Linked DNA regions of Homo sapiens: region 1 is linked to region 2. Evidence: read pairs that join two places in POLR2A ChIA-PET (ENCODE). Cell type or tissue: MCF 10A. All regions are shown on one strand. Region 1 overlaps NLGN1 (neuroligin 1). Region 2 overlaps NLGN1 (neuroligin 1).

Region 1 (4,000 bases), 170 kb before region 2:
TAAAGTTGCTTCATTTACTTCAAGTCGGAATCTCATTACCAGTTCAATTCTCCAGACTCTCCTCCATCTTAAGGTGGTGCTTAATTAGTGTAGACGTAGCAATGAAGGCAAATAGGCATGCTTATTCTTCCCCCACTTCTCCTGGCGAATCTAATAGACTATTGATTTTCCATCCTCAAATAGATCAGGCACCATTCAATCATGATATTAACTGTCCATTAACTTGAATTCCCTGGGCTGTCAGAGAATTCATGGGCTGTCAACACTATCAAGGCCATCCAATCAACCAGTCAACAGCCAGGTAGCACCTGCAATTGGAGAGCTTTTGAAAACCGTGCCTAAAATTCTGTTCTTCGTTATTTTTTTAACCAGAAGAGTTTTTATTCCTATCGTCATTTTTCTTATTTAGCATTTGAATACGGCTCTCATTTCCTAACAATTACACTTGGAAAGAGGTGTTTGCGTTTGAAAGGTTGATTGTGTTATCTGCTGACAAGCCATAATTTTACTCAAAACTAATTCTACCCCTTTTCCACATCTGTAATATTTTGAAAATAATGTGACACTATAAACAGTTAGAATTTGTCAAAGCAAATAGATCCTTCTAATTTTAGAAAAAAGATCTTTATTAATTTCGACTTTAGTTTTAAGAGATAATTTTCGTATTAAAAAGCAAAGGAAAAAAAATGAACATCTTATACCCCCCCATGTGTGAATGTGCAAGAGTTAAACCAAGAGAGGGAGAAAAAAAGCTGGCTATGATTTTTTATACTACATATCAACCTAAGAGAAATCACATTCAGCAGTACATTTGTCAGTGAAAAGAATGGCAACCACAAAGGCCTCTTTGGAGGGTGGAAAATCTAAACTTATGCATATAATTGTAGAAATACTTTTTTGTTATTTTTAAGTACATATCTTTCATTAACATATTTATTATTTGATGAAAATGTGGTGATCATGCCCTCTGTCTGAAGTACTACTCCATAACACATCTTTCTTCCTGCTGAAGCCCTATTTAAATGTCATTTGCTCTGTGAATATTCCCTGATCTCCCGATTGGAAATAGGGTAATTTCTTCACTGTTTTCTTTGTCCTTTTGGGGAGCACTTATGACACACAGAGAGTGGCTTACATTAAAAGTACCTTTCTTCCTTTGAGGACAGATAATATGTTTTCATTCATTTTTTAGTCAGTCAGTCATTTTTCTAGTCACTAATCCCTTTGATAACTATTTATTATGAATCTATAGTGTGGGCACTATTGTGCGAGGGCCTGCGGAAAAACAAATAAAAGACAAAGACACGTTTTTGACTTTAAGAGGTATACAGTCCTGTGAAGGAAGTAACATATCATTAGAACACAGTGCTATTGCTATCATTAAGTTTTTAAAAAGCTGTGATTCATTGAAAGTTGTTTACAAAATTAATTGGGAGGCCATTAGGCTGAGATGGCTCCAGCACTTTGGGTTCAGACGTAAGCTGATCAAACCTAACTCAGTGTAAACAGTAAAACGAAACTTCAGCTGAACCAACCAGAAACTGCCAACTCATCTCTGACTAGAGACCTGAAAGCTACTGTTCCAGTTTAAACAAGCAAATAGTTTCTGTGTATTAATTCCTCAAACACCTTATACAATTTTTCGTCTCATGCTCCTTTGGTGGAGTCCAAACTGCTTATAGTTTGATTTGCCTGATTCATGAATCCTCGTCCGAAGTAACTCTTTAACATTTTAATGTGCCTACATTTATCTATTAACAGAACCTAAAATGTACCAGGTGCTAAGCCATGTACCTTACTTGCATGGTTGAATTTAAAAATCAAAAAGTACCAGAAGTTAAACATCACTGTCCCAATTTTATAAGTAAGAAAATCAAGGTCAAAAATTTTCAGCAACTACCTATGTTGATATCACATAGTTGACAGAAGGCAGACATGGGTTTTGAAAATAGGCCTGGCTGACTCCAAAACAGTTATGCTCTTGGCCTCGTACTTGCTGCAGAGGGGAAAACGGAGCCTCTAGAAGTATGATGGCTGTGGAGTGTGTCATCCAAACCAGGATGACACACCCCATTGTGAGTGAAAGGGAGTGCTAAATAAATGAAATGTTGAGAAAATTGACATAAATTGAGACTTTCTCTGGTGAACTAGAAAAAAAATGGTCACTTTACTTAGAAGGGGCACCTTTCTTACCCCTTATGAAGATCTTAGAAAGCAGGAGGCAGAAGGTGACTTCTTAATTGAAATGAAGGGATTTTGAAGAAAAAAAAAAGGAAACTTCCTTTTTAGTGATAAACTGCAGCCTATGTGAAGCCTGGTGGCTTAAGAGAAGATGGCACATTGGAGAAACCACTTTTAGAGTTCCGTGTGGCTGGAAGCCAGCATGTGAAGTGATGGGGTGAGGGGAGAAGTTGGGTTATACATCAAGCAGACAGAGACAGATCCTAAGGGGGCTTGTGGGCCACACTGAAAGGGTTTAACTTTAGGCAAATGCCTTGGGAAAGCAAAGGCATTGAAAGACTTTAAACCAAGAGAGACAAGATGAGCCTTGTACTTTTGGAATATGTTTCTAGCAGTGGGGTAGAGCTCAATAAAATATGTTTAATTAAATTGATAAAAATAAGTGAAAATAATTATACTTTACGGTGAACATTATAGAGTAGCTAAAATTAAAATAAAGTTTTTTTTTTTTTACCATAGGTATTTATTGATACATGCAAAATTTCAAGCCATGTTGAAAGATTCCTTAGTTGTCTATAGCCTCTGGCATCACACAATGGAAACAAAAATAACAGCACAAGATTACATTTTGAGTTTTCGTTTCGAGTCAAACTCTGAAATATTTAAGGAAGTTTTTTTCACCTTATTTTGCTCAATGAGGAGCAAAAACCCCATATTTAATTCATGTAAAACCCAAACAAACTAAATTATACTTTCATACATTTCCACAGAAAAATCAACAAGCCGCCAAGGGTCATGGCAAAGTTCTCAGGCACGTCTTTAAAGATGATGCATCAACAGTGACAGCTGCCACAAGAAATCCCTGACTCAGCAAAACACATCAGAACTGCATCCTGTCCACACGTGGACGTCGAGAAACACTCTATTGCCTTGAGAATGAACTCTACAGGTATTTTCACAGTTTATCTCTCTTTGAGATATAAGAATTAACTAACAAGTTTTCTTTTCACAAGAGGGCCTATTTTTATTACTGCATTCTTTTGAACTTTTTTTTTCTGAAGTTAATTAAGCCTTCCCTTTGAATTACTTTACTATGTCATACTAAAAGGCTAAAATGGTGGCACATAGACTGCCAAGTTAAAATAATCACTGATTTCTATCACTAAATAAGTTTTAATCACTTTCTATAAGTGTTTACTCAGATTTGGAATTATATTCTCACCTTTAATCCTCAGAAGTCCAGGGAAAGCCTTCAATAAGAACTAATATTGTTACGCATTGCTATAAATTTCAACAAAATCTGTGCATTTAAGTCTATTTTTGCAGTGAAACTGGGGCATTGTTAAAAATGCAATATCAACTAAAATTGACCACACATATCTTAAAACCTGGAGATCATAAACAGCCTTAAACACTGTGAATTAGCATATGCATGTTATCTACAGCAGCAAATAATATTGCAATTTTAAAAAAGTCTTAGGTATAAATTATAATTCATTCACGATGCTTACAAATGAATTATCATATTCAGATCTAACTACATATTTATGAGATTCGAGCCAGGTGTTTATCATCTTCAATGTATAAATAATGCAAACGGGTTCTATGGCATAGCTGGGACTAAAACGTCTGTTGCATAACTTCTACTGTTTTCCTTTGCACATTGGCTTTTTGATTTATACATTTGTTGTTAAAGACTGTTTTGATTTTAATAGAAATGTCCAGTTTTAATAATTTATCTTCACTATGACTATGAGAATTTCACAGCAGGGAGCCCAACTTAGTTGATATCTTAATTTTGTGGCATTTTCATTGGTTT
Region 2 (4,000 bases):
CAAATGCAAATGTTTACTATTGACGTCATTATTCACTTTTTCTTGCAACCGCTTCATAAAACAAAATGAAATAAACAAGTTAGATATCAATTATTTTATTATTATAACATAATAATGGTTTATTATTAAATAATATTAGTATAATATTAAAACTACTACTAATATTAATACTATATAGTATTATATACTATAATAGTACATTATTATTATTATTGTAACTTAGATATTCGTGTTTTTTTACCTGCCACAGAATGCAAAACACCCCAACTTTTTTAATGATTCTGGAAAATTGTTAGATGTTATTTAAAGTTCATTTACATGTAGTTATTTTATTGCACATATGGTTTTTCTCTAATGATATTATACAGTTTTGCAAAGCAATACAGTGTCTTTTGCACCTCTCCTAATACTAATAGCACTGTGTATCATTTAGGTGTTGAAACATTTCTCCTTCAATGAGAGGAATATTTCTTTATTATTATTTAATAGAACATCCTTATTCACTTATAATATATATTAATACAAAGGACTGTGATCTGACAGATATCTTAAGAAAAAAATTACCCAAACCAAACTGAACCTTTGAGGTTGAGAGATACATGTGAGATTAACATTTATGAAGTACATTGAGAATTTGCTTGATGTTATTCAGAACAAAGAAATAACCTAGTCACTGCCTAATGGGATTTGTGTCTAAATTAGGGGAAAGTAAATAAAATATCAGAAGAAAGCTCAGTTGATTTATCTGATAGTCATTATCATTTCATCATATGTTTCTGAAAGAGGAAATAGAAAAGACCAGAAGGAAGAACTATGTCAAATCTGACTCCTCTCAAAATCCTTGGGGTCTTCCCAAGTACCAGGGATCTGAATAACTTGCCATTTGCGGCAAGCTAAATAAACTGTGTCTCAGATACCTGCTATCTTTAATTGTCAACCAAGATAGATACCCCTCTGGCCATTTTTCTTACACTTTTATTACACTCTCTCTAGAATCCCCATCTGTAGTCATCAAACTCCCTTAATCCACAGATCCTTTGAAGTTCTGGCCTTGACTGAAATGGTTCTTATTGTAAAGTCTCCCACTAGTGGAGGCTCATATTTATCTTTTGAAGATCTAGTGGTGGGAATCAGCCCTTCTCTCCACAATGAGGCTTTGTAATCATTACTTTTCTACCTCCTCTCTCCTGCCATTCTCTGAGCTTCTAGTGTTTCACCGGAGGTGCCCTTCTGAATAGTTTGTTTGCCTTCTTATCTCTTTCATATTGACACCTATTTTTCCCATTCAATTACTTAATGACTCTCAAAATAACATTTTTCACACTTCACTGAGGCCTCTCCTACTTTCTCTTAAGGTTTTCTGAGCTTTTCTGTTGCCTGTCTCAGAGTTTGCTTGTTTAGGACTTCTTGTGATTCTTTGAGTATCTTCCAATAAATCCCATCCTTACCCACCACCCCATTACCTTTATACATAAATTAATATTTCTTAATTTCAGATGGCTTATGCCAAAAGAACTGTGGCAGATATTCTTACACTTACACATGAGCTAAGCTATAATACAGCACCTCCTGGGGCAGCCAGTGTCTGGGATGAGTCACATCTAACTGACTCTTCATATATGCAAATCAGCTATTCCCTGGCACTCAGCAAGTCACCCAGCCAAACAGCCTTCAAGAGGGCTGAACACTTTAATTCTCTTTAGCCTCTAAGAAATTTGATGAAACCATCACTCTCATCAAGATTAGCAAAGAAAGAACATTTTAGTCATTCCACAAAGAATCTGGTTACACACCCTAACTTCTCAGTCACTGTAGGTGCTGTTACTATCTGAACAATTCTCCTGAGCAATAGTATTAAAGCTAATTTCTTTCTTTCTATTCTCCAGATTTAATTTGCAGACAAATCCTACCACACTTTTTTTTTTTTTTTAAATAATGTGCACCTCCTTTCTCTCTCATAGACAGATGTCCTAGTTAAGTACTGGTTTGTTTTCTGCTTACACACAACTCATTGCTCTTCAGCATCCTTGAATTAATCATATCAGAACATTTCCCTATATAACTCAAGCTTAGTGATAACACGATATGAAAGAGGAGTTATAGATTAATTTATTTCTTATGAAGCAACTTAAGGAAAAAACTGAAAACTAAACTATTGCCACAATGACACAAGACAATTTGAAACAGTACCATTTTTAACTTGATCACAGTGGAAACAGGACAACTGATTACAAATAACTGAAAAAAATAACCAAATAGCTCATTTAAGATTGATCCTGTGTACCCACATGCTCACCTAGACACAAATGCATTGAAAGAAGAAAACAGAACAAATAAAATAACTCTTATCTTTCAGTAATGGAAACCCAATCCTTCCATTTGCTCTGGAAAACAAAACAAAACAAAACAAAACAAAACAGAAAAAAAATTAAAACAAAACAAAACAGAAAAACACCTTAAAGTCATCTTAATTCTGCTTTTTTCTGACGCATCTCTCATCCAAACTGTGAAAAGATTATTTTGGCTGTACCTTCCAAGATAATTTATACTCTCAGTGCTTCTTACTACTCTTAATGCTACTACCCCTTCCCAATTCACCATTTTCTCTCACTTGGATTATTACAATAGTCTCTTAACTGGTCACCTAACTCCACACAGAAGCCAGAATGATGCAGTTAAATATAGGTCAAATCTTTTCACATTTCCTCTCAAAACTCTCTAGTGATTTCCTTCCTTCTACCCAGGCAAGGTAAAATTCTTCAATGATCTAACAGAATTTGGCTTCCTACTCTCTGACTCTATTTCTACTCACTCTTTCTCTCATTCACTTTTCAATCCCTCAGTTATTGCTGTTCCTTCAATATCCAGGACACACTTCTGCCACAGGGCCTTTGCAATTACGATTTCTTCTGCCTGGAATGCTCTTTCCTAGATAGCCACAAGACTTAACTTTCTAGCTTACTTCAAAACCTGTCTTTAAATGATCTTTCCTCATTGAAGCCTTCCATGACCAATCTATTTGAAAATAGGGACCCAAGCCCCCTCCACCCTGTAACCCTCCATGTTCCTTATGCTACTATGCCACCTCTATGCTTTGTTTTTTCTTCAAAGCACTTCTCACCCACTAACATTTTAATTTTTATATATTTATGATGTTAGCTTCTTATTGACTTCCCCTGAATAGGACATAGGCTCCATGAAGGTGGAGCCTCTCATTTTGTTTTGTTTATTGGTTCCTCCAGAGCCCCTAGAGTGATGCTTGGAAAATCATAGGTTTTCATTCAAAATTTATTGACTGAGTTTCTAATAGAAGCAATGAATGTAAAAATGTCAATATAACTAAGCAATCATAGAGATTGAGATTAGGCTCCATAAATGTACTGAAATGAATACTAGCAAATTACAATAATGGATAGTTTCATGGTGCTTTATAGTTTACAAAATACTTCTAAATATACACACACTCTCTTTTCTTAAAAAGACTGTGAGTGAGGAGGTAGTACTATTTTCTCTTTATAGGTAAGAAACAACATCAGAGAGCTTAGTGACTTACTGGAGGCCACACAGATTTTAAACAGGCCACCCTGACTTCTTGAACAATTCTATCTCCTGGAGACTGTATTTCATTACCTACTCCAAGAGAACTCTCTAGACCTTCAAATCTCCTCCCTAATTCACATAATTATAGGGTGTTTAAAAGACACTGTGTTCTCTTTTATTATGAAGACTGGACTTCCGAAGCACCAGGATGAATATGACAATTGAATTAACACTTCATTTTCTTAATTCGTATTTTGGGGTACAAAAGACATCCTCTAAACTCTATCCTTCTTTCTTAGATTATCTCAGTCTATCCTGGTTTCTTAGCTAGGGTGAAATAGCTTTTCACCTACTTGTATTACATTACCTTAAGTACTTAAATTTCATTTTCAATGAAACCCTGTTTAATGAATATTTATGAGTATGTCCCTGCAGTGTTCATTCAATGTGTAGACTTCCC

Evidence for each region. ChIA-PET counts read pairs that join two places held together with the same protein. Peaks named below come from ENCODE experiments on the same cell type or tissue, not always from the same donor. Only the 100,000 strongest peaks of a DNase experiment are listed, where the experiment ranks them.
Region 1: POLR2A ChIA-PET joins it to region 2 with 5 read pairs; 2 of 35 experiments call an interaction of 5 or more read pairs at or near these places.

Annotation. Positions count from the first base shown.
Region 1 is chr3:174,098,970-174,102,969 of GRCh38, reverse strand. All of the region lies in intron 4 of NLGN1 (neuroligin 1), which reads right to left. Among named protein-coding and RNA genes, the nearest start is that of NLGN1-AS1, 180 kb to the right of the region's middle. In MCF 10A, no CTCF peak of the experiment used is centred here; no DNase peak of the experiment used is centred here.
Region 2 is chr3:173,930,437-173,934,436 of GRCh38, reverse strand. All of the region lies in intron 4 of NLGN1 (neuroligin 1), which reads right to left. Among named protein-coding and RNA genes, the nearest start is that of NLGN1-AS1, 12 kb to the right of the region's middle. In MCF 10A, no CTCF peak of the experiment used is centred here; a DNase peak (open chromatin) is centred at 1,596.